Linked DNA regions of Homo sapiens: region 2 is linked to region 1. A link is an interaction called in ENCODE POLR2A ChIA-PET data of the cell type or tissue named here. Cell type or tissue: MCF 10A. All regions are shown on one strand. Each heading gives the region's core, and the rest is flanking DNA. Links, peaks and the distances in the headings are about the cores only. Region 1 holds the start of PLCD1 (phospholipase C delta 1). Region 2 overlaps ITGA9-AS1 (ITGA9 antisense RNA 1).

Evidence for each region. ChIA-PET counts read pairs that join two places held together with the same protein. Peaks named below come from ENCODE experiments on the same cell type or tissue, not always from the same donor. Only the 100,000 strongest peaks of a DNase experiment are listed, where the experiment ranks them.
Region 2: POLR2A ChIA-PET joins it to region 1 with 5 read pairs; 11 of 35 experiments call an interaction of 5 or more read pairs at or near these places.

What each region holds. Positions count from the first base shown.
Region 1 is chr3:38,028,911-38,034,276 of GRCh38, forward strand. It overlaps PLCD1 (phospholipase C delta 1), which reads right to left and starts at 732. Exons shown (of 15, transcript NM_006225.4): 1 at 596-732. The coding sequence starts at 629. In MCF 10A, for the core only: no CTCF peak of the experiment used is centred there; DNase peaks (open chromatin) are centred at 2,531 and 2,891.
Region 2 is chr3:37,850,929-37,856,294 of GRCh38, forward strand. The region is part of intron 1 of ITGA9-AS1 (ITGA9 antisense RNA 1); the gene reads right to left. Among named protein-coding and RNA genes, the nearest start is that of ITGA9-AS1, 8.2 kb to the right of the region's middle. In MCF 10A, for the core only: a CTCF peak has its summit at 4,622 (motif pointing right); DNase peaks (open chromatin) are centred at 1,363, 2,953 and 4,643.

The DNA of each region.
Region 1 (5,366 bases), core at 246-5,245:
GGTCGCAGATGAGGGGATCGTGCTGCTTCTTTCAGCCTGAGCATCGCTGACTATTCTGCGCTGGGCAGTTAAGGCTGCACGGCCCGACCACGGTTAACCTTGCACACCTCCTCTCCCCACCCGCTTAGCCCCTGCTCCGCCACACCCGCGCGGCCTGACGCGGTCCAGGCACGCCCAGGCTTTGGGGAGCCTCTGGGGCGGCCCGGATGGGGCAAGGAGAATTTTGGTCGTTCTTGGATGCTGTTTCCTTCCTTCGCCGCCCCTCCGTGCGAGCGGGATCGTGGAGCCCAGACTTTCATGACCAGGACAAGGGGGTCCGCGAGGCGGAGGGAAGTCTTTAGACCCGTACCGCCCGCCCACCCACCCCCCGGGCTAGATCTCGGACAAGCCTGGAAACGCCCAGGGTCGTGCCCGGCAGTCCCACCCAGGGAGCCGCGGGCTGAGATTTTCCCAGTCCGGAGAAGGGGCAGAGAGGCGGGCCCGGGGTGGTGTGGAGGCGGCCGAAGGAGCTGGGGGCTCCCTGTCCAGGGCCCGGAACAGCTTTCCAGGGGTCCACCCCTGCAGGGTCTCCCGCTCGCGCGGGCCAGGCACTCACCGTGCAGGGTCAGGAAGTCCCGGCCCGAGTCCATGCCCGACGGGCGGCGCGGCGGGAGGGGCACCGCGGGACTCACTTGAGTAGCGACAGCACCGGCGGCCTGGGGTCCGAGCGGAGTGCGGTGCAGGGACCTGAATGGACCGCGGTGGGAGGAGGCCGGGGGTGGTCCCGGGACACCGCCCCGCCCCCGCTGCCCTGCGCCCCCGCCCCCTGAGCCCGCCAACCCTCGTCTCTCCCCGCCCCCTTCTGGGGACGCGAGAGGGAGGGCAGAGCTGGGGGCCCGGAGGACTGGCCAACCCTGGCCCGGGCCAGCGGGCGCGCCCCGACCAGAAATAGCCAGATTCCTCCAGCTTCCTCCGCCGCCGCCACCCACGGGCCGCGGGCCCTGTCATTACCGCGGGCGGCCGGGCCCCACGCCCTGTTGTGGGCGCCTCGCTGGGGTCGGGGTGATGCTGGAAAGAATCCGGCGTCATCCCGGGGAAGGGATCGTGTAAGGTCCGACGCCCAGCCGGGCTGCTGCGCTAGGGAGACGCGGCGTCCAGGCTTCCAGCCGCAGCTCCCAGCGTTCGCATTCCCTTCTGCGAAATGGGTGCACGGACACGATTAGAAGGTCTTCAGAGAGCAATACCTGGACCTTGTCGGGAGGAGGGTCCCCTTCCCTCTCGCTGGGAGGTTTCTAACCCCAAGAGTGCCTTTGGTGGAGTGTTGGGGGTGTGGGAGGGGGAAGCAAGCAGGTGCACGGATTTCACTTTTGAGCCACTCATATCCCAAAACCCCAGCGATCCATGCAGCCGAGGGGGAGGATCCCCAGGGTCCCTTCTTCAGGTGGCCTCCCAAGGGGCTGTCTGGGCAAGGTCCCTATGCAGACCCACCCCCTAACTCTTGGGACCCAGAAAACCCCCTTTATAGGTTGCCCAGAGACCCCTCCCACCACAGACCCTGGGAGGGTCCCTAGATCCTGTTGCCCACCACCCCTTTGGAGAGTCCCTTGGGAAAACTGGGCTCTTGGTGTCAGAGAGCCCCCAGAGGGCCTCCCAGGAAGCCACCCAGGCCTCCTGGGCTGATAAGGCCAATGTGAGAGTCAGGCAAAGCTAGTTGGACCAGCTCTGCGGGGAGGGGGCTGGGCTCACCCCAATCCCTCCTCTTCTGGGCCCTAGGTGGCCTTGAATAAGGGATGTGAAACAGCTGAAGGACAGTCTTCTGGTTCTGGGGGTTAAAAGTGGATCAGGACTTCTGGGCTTTGGAGAGCCCCCTGCTCTGCATGCCCCCTCTCCACAGACGGGGCTTCACCCCTTACCTGGCACTCAGCTCCAATCCTGTCCTGCAGTGCGAACACCCCTGCCCTGGGCAGGCCTGTCAGTTCCTTCCTTGGTTTCCCTTCTGCCCAGGGCCACACTCCATGTTTGCTGAGGGATGAGCAAATTCATACTGGCAGGCATCACTCTGGACCTCCATACAGGGGATGAGTGGGGAAGAAGGGTCCCCTTCTCTGCCCTCTGGAGGCCTCCTCAGGCCTTGGAGCCTACCACTTGCACCTCTGATACTCCTGGAGCCTGCAAGCCCCTGTACTCAGCAAATCAGGCCTCCTCAAGCCCCCCTCCTCTTCCTAGGCAGCGTCACAGTGAAACTCTGACACCAGGAGTGGACATGGCTTCATCTCAGTCATCATTCCTATGTATTCACATCATCTCCCAACTCTGAGCCCCAGGCCCCAAGCCAGGACATTACCTGGGAGCCTCTCCTTTCCCTTTGTCTATGTACCATGGTGGGGATGCAGCCAGGCTCTTCCTTTGCATGCTCCAAACCCACCTCACAGAATCCCTCCTCTGGCCCCTGGCACAGACATAGGAGCTGCAGCCTCCTCCCTAGCCCAGGGTTCTTGGGCAGGATGGGCACTGCTGACTCAGAGCTGGCACATGCAACCAGGTTCTGCCAGACATGAGGGCTGGGCCCCGCCCTGCTCATAGAGAAACCCGGCGGCTGCTCAGAGCCGTGGGTGAGCCCTCACTCCAGTCCTCTCCTCTCTTCCCCTGGCTATCGGCCCCTCCTGGCTCTCACAGGCTGGGAGGTGCTCTGCTGGTTCCTGCTAGGGGTAAGCCTGTGTGGTATGAGTGAACTTGTGTGGAGGGGCTGGAGCTCAGAGGAGGCAAAGAGGCTTTGTACCAAGTCACGAAGTTGCTGGATTCCATTCCCTTTGCCTTCACTCCCTCTGCCCTCAACTCCCAGGGCCGTCTGTGGGCCCAGCCCTGGCCAGGTGCCTAAATTACCCTCCTCAAAACCCAGCTCTCAGTTGCCTGTGCAAGATGCCCTGAGATCCCGGTGACTCAGAGGGCTATTTGGCAGGCTTAGTTTGGGTACACAGAGGGCCCACACATGCCCCAAAGACTAGTTCTTTAATGGGGGAGTTTCTGGCATCTCACTCTCCTGACCATGCCCAGTCTTCTATGTCTGTGTGAGGATGGATGGGGTGATGGAGCTTCTGGGATCACTGGAGACAGGGAAGAGAGACCTAGTGTTGGCACCAGTGCCTGCCTCAAGCCACTTCACTTGGTCTCTCCACCACTACTTTCTCTGGAGGCCTGAGGAGGGGGTATTATCACCCAAGAATGCCAACGTTCAGGATGGTCAGGCTCCAAGCGTGCTTCAGGGCTGGCCCTTTCCAGTCCCTCCCCCATGAAATGCAAACCTAGCCCAGCTTGGGTAGGTGAGGTGAATGGGGTTTATTCTGCCCCCTCCCTGTCTTTAGAGCCTCTGCTCCAGGATATGGGGTGAAGGGGCTGTTTAAATCTTGACTTTGCAGCTTCCTGCTGTTAAGACTTTGGAAAAGTGACTTCGCTTCTCTGAGCTCCTCAATCAGGAGCTATAATCATCCTTAGAACTGGCAGAAGTAATGGATGGCAAGTACAGGGCACAAATAAGTACCTGCTAGAAGGCCACCAGAATCCCATATTCCCACAGCCATCCTCTGCCTGGCCTCCTCTACAGATCCAGGTGGCCAGAGCCCAACCTGAGGCTGTTGGTCTGAGGTCATGCCCCTGCTGCTTTTGAGGGCTGCAAAACCCCCATAGGAGCTCCCTCCAGAGGGTCATGGGCCCAAGTCCAGATGCATCAGGAGGAAAAGTGAAGGCTGCTCCTCCCAAGGGAGCAGCTGTGGCAAAGTGAGAGTCCTCAGGTCATGCAGGGTCAGATCCTCAGGTCCTGACCTTGCAGGGATCCAGGATGCCATAGTGAACTATGAGGCTGCTGGACCTGCTGGTAGTCCCAGGACAGTATGGGATTATTTGGGGTTACTATTCTATAATTATATTTGTGGGATTTTATTGTGTATTCATTTGTGAATGTAACTGTGATGTTTATTTCACTGTGGACTGAGTCCCAATGCTCACCTCCACCCCAGAGGCAGAATACAGTGCTTGGCATGGGGAACAGACAGGAAACTTGCCCTCAGACCCTTATCTGAAGGAGGAGGCAGAGGGTAACTCACCTGAAGGAGGAAACACACTTATGGGATGTGTGAACTGAAGAGACCCACATTTGAAAACTGTTCTGCTATGTCACTTATTCAACAAATATTTATTGAGCAGCTACTGTGTAGTGGGCACTGTTCTAGAGGCTTGGGAGTCATCTGTGAACAAAACACATCAAAAACCCCTGCCCTCCTGGAGCCCAAATTCTAATGGAAAGAAAAGAGACATTTTAACAAATGTAAGAAATGAATTGTACAGGATATTAGCAGATAATAAGTAAAATGAAAAAAGTGGGTTAAAGCAGTTCAGGAATGGGATAGGGTTAATTTTTTTTTTTTTTTTTTTTTTGAGATGGAGTCTCGCTCTGTTGCCCAGGCTGGAGTGCAGTGGTGTGATCTCAGCTCACTGCAGTCTCTGCCCCCCAGGTTCGAGTGATTCTCCTGAGTAGCTGGGATTGCAGGTGTGTGGCACCACGCCCAGCTAATTTTTGTATTTTGAATAGAGACGGGTTTTACCATGTTGGCTGGGGTGCTCTTGAACTCTTGACCCTAAGCGATCCACCTCACCTGACAGAATTAAATTTTAAAAGGGTTGATCAGGCTGGATTTTATGGGAAAGGTGACAGTCAAGCAAAGCCTTGACAGAAGTGAGGGACTGAGACATTTAGAGATATCTGGGCAGAAGATTCCAGGCACAGGAAATACACCCTGAAGCAGGAGGGTGTTGGTATGTTGGAGGATGAGCAAGGAGGACAAGGCCAATGTGGCTGGAGCTAAGAGAGCAAGAGAACGGGGAAGTGGGGCGGGCTGATCATGGGAGGAGAAAGAGAGGTAACCGGGACCAAGTCCTGTTGGGCCTTGTAATAATTCACCTTTTATGACTGGGCACGGTGGCTCACGCCTGTAATCCCAACACTTTGGGAGGCTGAGGCCGGTGGATCACCTGAGGTCAGGAGTTCAAGACCAGGCTGGCCAACATGGCGAAACCCTGTCTCTACTAAAAATACACACACACACACACACACACAAAATTAGCTGGGAGTGGTGGTGGGTGCCTGTAATCCCAGCTACTTGGGAGGCTGAGGCAGGAGAATTACTTGAACCCAGGAGGAGGAGGTTGCAGTGAGCTGAGATTGCTCCATTGCACTCCAGCCTGGGCGACGGAGCAAGACTCTGTCTCAAACAACAACAACAACAACAAAAAAGAATACAACTTGGCTGGGTGCAGTGGCTCACACCTGTAATTCCAGCACTTTGGGAGGTTGAGGTGGGTGGATTGCCTGAGGTTGGAAGTTCAAGACCAGC
Region 2 (5,366 bases), core at 305-5,304, 180 kb before region 1:
GGCGGAGGTTGCAGTGAGCTGAGATCACGCCATTGTACTCCATCCTGGGCAACAAGAGCAATTCCATCTCAAAAACAAACAAACAAACAAAAAAGAAAATATAGGTTTTATTATTATTCAGGTATGAAGAGGCCAACAGGTCAAGAGACGACTGCCATTGAAAAGACAGATTAGGCTGGGCACAGTGGCTCATGCCTGTAAATCCCAGCACTTTGGGAGGCCAAGGCGGGCAGATCACCTGAGGTCAGGAGTTTGAGACCGGCCTGGCCAACATGGTGAAACCCTCTCTCTACTAAAAATACAAAAATTAGCTGGGTGTGATGGTGCATCCCTGTAATCCCAGCTACTCGGAAGGCTGAGGCAGGAGAATCACTTGAACTCAGGAGGCGGAGGTACAGTGACCTGAGATTGCATCACTGCACCCCAGCCTCAGTGACACAGACACAGCGAGACTCTGTCTCAAAAGAAAAAAAGAAAAGATAGTTTGTTACTCACAGATCCAAGAGAAGGGGACACACCAAGTCATGCAGGAACACACGCAGAAGCACCAGCTTGGTCAGGAACCTGAGGGAGAAAGGAAAACTATGGCAAAGGCATTTAGTGTGGTTTCTACAAAAAGGAACAGGGTAAGCAGGTTCAGGATTAGCTAGTTTAAATAATTTTGGTGGGCTCTGAGGTGTAGGGGCTGGCCCCAGTAGTCTGGTACTTGGCCCCTGGGTGACTAGGGCAGGAAAATAGGGGCCTGTAATTGCTGGATAAAGGGGGTGGTTGGGAATGTGGGCACTGGATTGACTGGCTTGCATATGAAAGACACCCTCACAGGTCAGTTATTTGCTATCTCTAGGAATCTGCTATCAAAGGGGCAGTCCCTCCAAGGTCAGCAAGGCCCCAAGATGCCAAAAACAAGACCCCAATATGTCAAAACATCAGAGTACAGAAAATAAAAGACATGGTCAATAGCATTTGTAGGTTTTCCAGCCAACAGCCCAAAGCATCAGCCAACAGCCGGCATCAACTGTGACATGCGAGAAAGTAAGCCTCCAGATCAGTCCAGCTCCCACTATCAAGCAGCCCAGGTGACCCCACAGAAAGCAAAGATGAGCTAGGCCCACCAAGCCCTGCCTAAACTGCAGATTCATAAGCATATAAGTATTTTTTGATTCTGTAAAAGTCACTAAAATTGGGGGTAATTTTTTACATAAGTATAGTAACTTGAAAAATCGGAATGAACTAAGGCAAACAGACTGTCTCCCAGATTTAAACTGGGACTTATGAAAATTAGTGAGTTGTTAACAAGAGGACAAATGGTTAGACCCAAACTGAAGCAGTGATGAAAGATGCAGCTGAGTCACATTCATGACAAATGACTTGTCTGGAGTAACAGGAGTTTAGTCTGGAGTGGCCTTGCTCCTGAAAGACCCAGTTTCCTGAGGTCATCCCTGAGGCCTGCCAGGTGATATAATAGCTTTCTTTATGGTTTGAGCTGAGTTCCTGTGAGGCCTTGGATGGGCAGAGACTCTCACTCCAGGACCCTCATGCTGATCTTTCCCTGACATGGTCTCCATTTCCTGCACCCAAGGGAGCCTCTCGCCTTTGGAAACACGGTACCCAGCCACAGCTTGGTGTGCAGTAAACAGGCAGGATGGGTGACAACCACCCTCCTTCTTTTCTCTTACCAAGGGCCATCAGGGAGTCAGAAAGACACTAAATATTAACAAGCTGTGTGAACTCTCAACGTCTAGTCAATTCCATGTGGCTAGTATCCGTTTCCCCAAAATATTTTTTGCTTTTGATATTTTAAAAATAATTTTTAGTAGAACGTCCAGAAATTTTACTTCTTTGGTCCCATCCCTAAACTCAGACCAGGACAGGGAACCCCTTCTGGTTTGCACCCATTCCAGAGCCTTCTGGCAACAAACCATCATCTGTGTGTTCTTGCCTAGAAAGGAAGGTCCAGAGAGAGGAGGCCACTTGCCTGTTGCCTCTTTCAGCTGAGATAGGGCCTCCTTCTCCACCCATCCCAGCCAGGCACTCAGGTGTGGATCACAAGGAGTGCCTCCCATGGCCATGGTGGGATCAGAGCCAGATGGGGTAGATGGGGACAGTTCACTGGGGTTAAGAGCCCCATTTAGGAATGTGGGTTGGCAGTGTATGGGGGAGGGGAACAGTGTGCATCAGGGGCGCCTGAGTGTATGTTAGCAGCAACCAAGGAGGGCTGTGTGGCAGGGGAGGGGGAAGTGGGAGAGAGGGAAGGAGAGTGGAGTCAGGAGACAGACTGACTAATTTACTGAGATTTTTTTTTTTACCTCCTTGTATTCTTTTTTTTTTTTTTTTTTTTTTTTGGAGAAGGAGTCTCAGTCGCCCAGGCTGGAGTGCAGTGGTGCAATCTCGGCTCACTGTAACCTCCGCCTCCAAGGTTCAAGCAATTCTCCTGCCTCAGCCTCCGAGTAGCTGGGACTACAGGTGCACGCCAGCACACCCAGCTAATTTTTTGTATTTTAGTAGAGATGGGATTCACTGTGTTGCTCAGGCTGATCTCAAACTCCTGAGCTCAGGAAATCCGCCTGTCTCAGCCTCCTGAAGTGCTAGGATTAAAGGCATGAGCCACGGCCCCTGGCCACCTCCTTGTATTCTTCCCTCCCATACCCTGACCCCTGTTCCAGAGGAGAGAGCCCAGCTCTCTCTCTACCCAGGCCTCTGGGAAGTTAGTGTGAAAAGTAGAAATTGCCTACAAATGCTCATCTGTGATCATGTTCATGAGGGAGGCTCTGAGAACCTTCCAAGACCAAGAGGGTAGGAGGCTGGGTTCCAGGGGAGCTGAAAGAGGAGGGCAGTGCTTGTCAGGGCTGAGACCTGGAGGGCCAGAGCGGGAGGGAGGGAGGGAGAAACAGGCAGTGCCAACGTAGAGAAACCAGCCTGGGCAGAGACAGCCTTGTCACGTGTGAGCCCAAGTACAAATGAGCATGTAGCTGCACGTACCAAGGTGTGTGTCTGTGACCAGACCTGCCCGTGAAATATCTCCCTTGCCCAGCCAAGGCACCGCCCATGTGAATGGTGCCAGTGGGAGGTCTGCCATGGCAGCTGCCTGTCAAAGCTGATGCTATAAAAGATGTGAGAGGGCAACTACCTTCCCAGAAGGGGCTGCATACACACGCATATGGACCCCCTAATATATACACGGGTGCATGCAGTGATGCACATATGGGTTGGCCCTTCCTCTTCATCAGCAGGCAGCCTTGGGATGACGGGTGACATAGAATTCACACCACAGAGTGTGGCCACGTCTGGGTCTGCTCACCTCAGCTCCAATACAGCCTGTGTAGGCATAGGCCAGGGAATAAAGGGGGTACCTGTGGCTGGGCCAGAGCCCAGGGCCTGGGGAGCCTGGCTGAGAGAGGCGACAGATGACAGCAGCCAAGCAAAAGTAACCTCCATCAGCCAGGCCACATGATACCTGCTAGCTGAGATATGGGGAGTCATCCAAGGGACAATCCACACAGGGGCTAAGTGTGGGGTTCCACCTCAAGGGGCTCAATGGCTCCAGAGTCACTAAATCAACTTGAGACTCTGTGACTCTCTGCCCTTTCAGGAGCCAAAGCCACTCCTGCTAGTGGGCTGAGGGCACACAGAGATACCCTGCCCCCTCTGCTCTGGGAGCTATTCTATTGTGATAGGGTTTCAGGGCAGGGCCATGCCCTCCCCCAGCCGGGGCTGTCAGAGAGGGCCCAAGCCTGAGGCCATGTCCTCTTTTTGCACCCAAACTCTCTGGGTAAGGCAGGGCTGTAATTTTGGAGGTACAGAAGTGGTGGCAGGCGTGTCCCCCTCCAGGAAGGCTTCTTGGGTTTCTGGGTACGCTAAGAATGTTTCAGCTCATTCCCAAGGTCCTAGAGTCTATCTCAGATCAGGATGTGTCTTGTTCTCAAATTCCCCAAATATCTCCTGACCACCAGCTTTAGGCCAGATGCCCTTTTCTCTGTGTGCCCAGGACCCTGGTTGACTGCCCTTTTTTCCTTCACCAGTGGCTTGCATCCACTTTGCCTTTCATTTTCCTCCTCCAAGACTGGCTGCCAAGTGGGGCACATCGCTCCAGTTCCCCTGCTTTCTACCCTCTCCAGACAGGCACTCAGGCCTTCATATTCCTGAGGGCGTTCTTTTTTGTTTTTTTTTTTTGAGATGGAGTCTCACTCTGTTGCCAGGCTGGAGTGCAGTGGCGCGATCTCAGCTCACTACAGCCTCCGCCTCCCGGGTTCAAGTGATTCTCCTGCCTCAGCCTCCCGAGTAGCTGGGATTACAGGCCTGCGCCATCATGCCCAGCTAATTTTTGTATTTTTAGTAGAGACGGGTGTTTCACTACATTGGCCAGTCTGGTCTTGAACTCCTGATCTCAAATGATCTGCCCACCTTGGCCTCCCAAAGTCCTGGGATTACAGGTGTGAGCCACTGCGCCCAGCCTCCTGAGGGCATTTCTGCTAATACTCTGGGGAAAACTGAACAAGAGTGCAAATCATGACAGGTAAGGTAAGAGACACGACTGAGCCCACTCTGACTGTGGTGTACACTGAGGAACTGGCAGGGAGAGAGGCCTTCCACATTCAGCTGGGCTCAGGAAAAGGACCACACAACATTGTGGCCACCAGGGGGCGGGCTGCACCTGCTGGACCACTGACCCGTTTGAAAGCCTTATTCTTGGGAGTGAAGTGTCTTTAGATGGGAAGGATGCTGTCCCCAGGTCCCACCTGGGGACAAGTAGAGAACATCCCTGGGGACAAGGGTAGAGGTAGAAGATGGCTAGGAAGCCAGGTGTCAGTGGACATAGACATTTGATTGGAAGAATCCATGTGTGATGGGGGAGAGTGGGTCTTGGTAAGAAAGGATCAGGATGTTGAGGAAGCATGGGAGTTATGGGTGTTGAAGGCAGAAGGATGAGCTTCTGGGGATCCCTTAGGGATGGTGTCCTGGAACAAGCTGAGTGGGGAATACAGGGTGTCTTGAGGTGTAAGGATGTCCTCTGCCTTTCCTAACACCTTGATCATCCCGGTTATGGGGAAAAGTAGTAGCTGGAGGTCACATCCTTCCCCTAGAGATCTCTATCTCCTTGCTTCAGATGCTACTCGCAGGCCACTCCAGCCCAGGCATGTAACTGTGATTTGATTACATGAGCCAGTAGAGCCCCCACTGTTGCTTAAGCTGGTCTGAGTTTTGACTTTAACCTTCAGATCTTAACTAGTTTCTGAACTGGTGCCTGTTCCTTGCTCAAGAGGTCTCAGTGGCTCCAGATTACCCTTAGGTTAAATTCCAAACTCAACCTGGTCTTCAGGACCTCCACCTCTTCCTCCGTCATTATGTCCTACTTCTCCTCAAATACA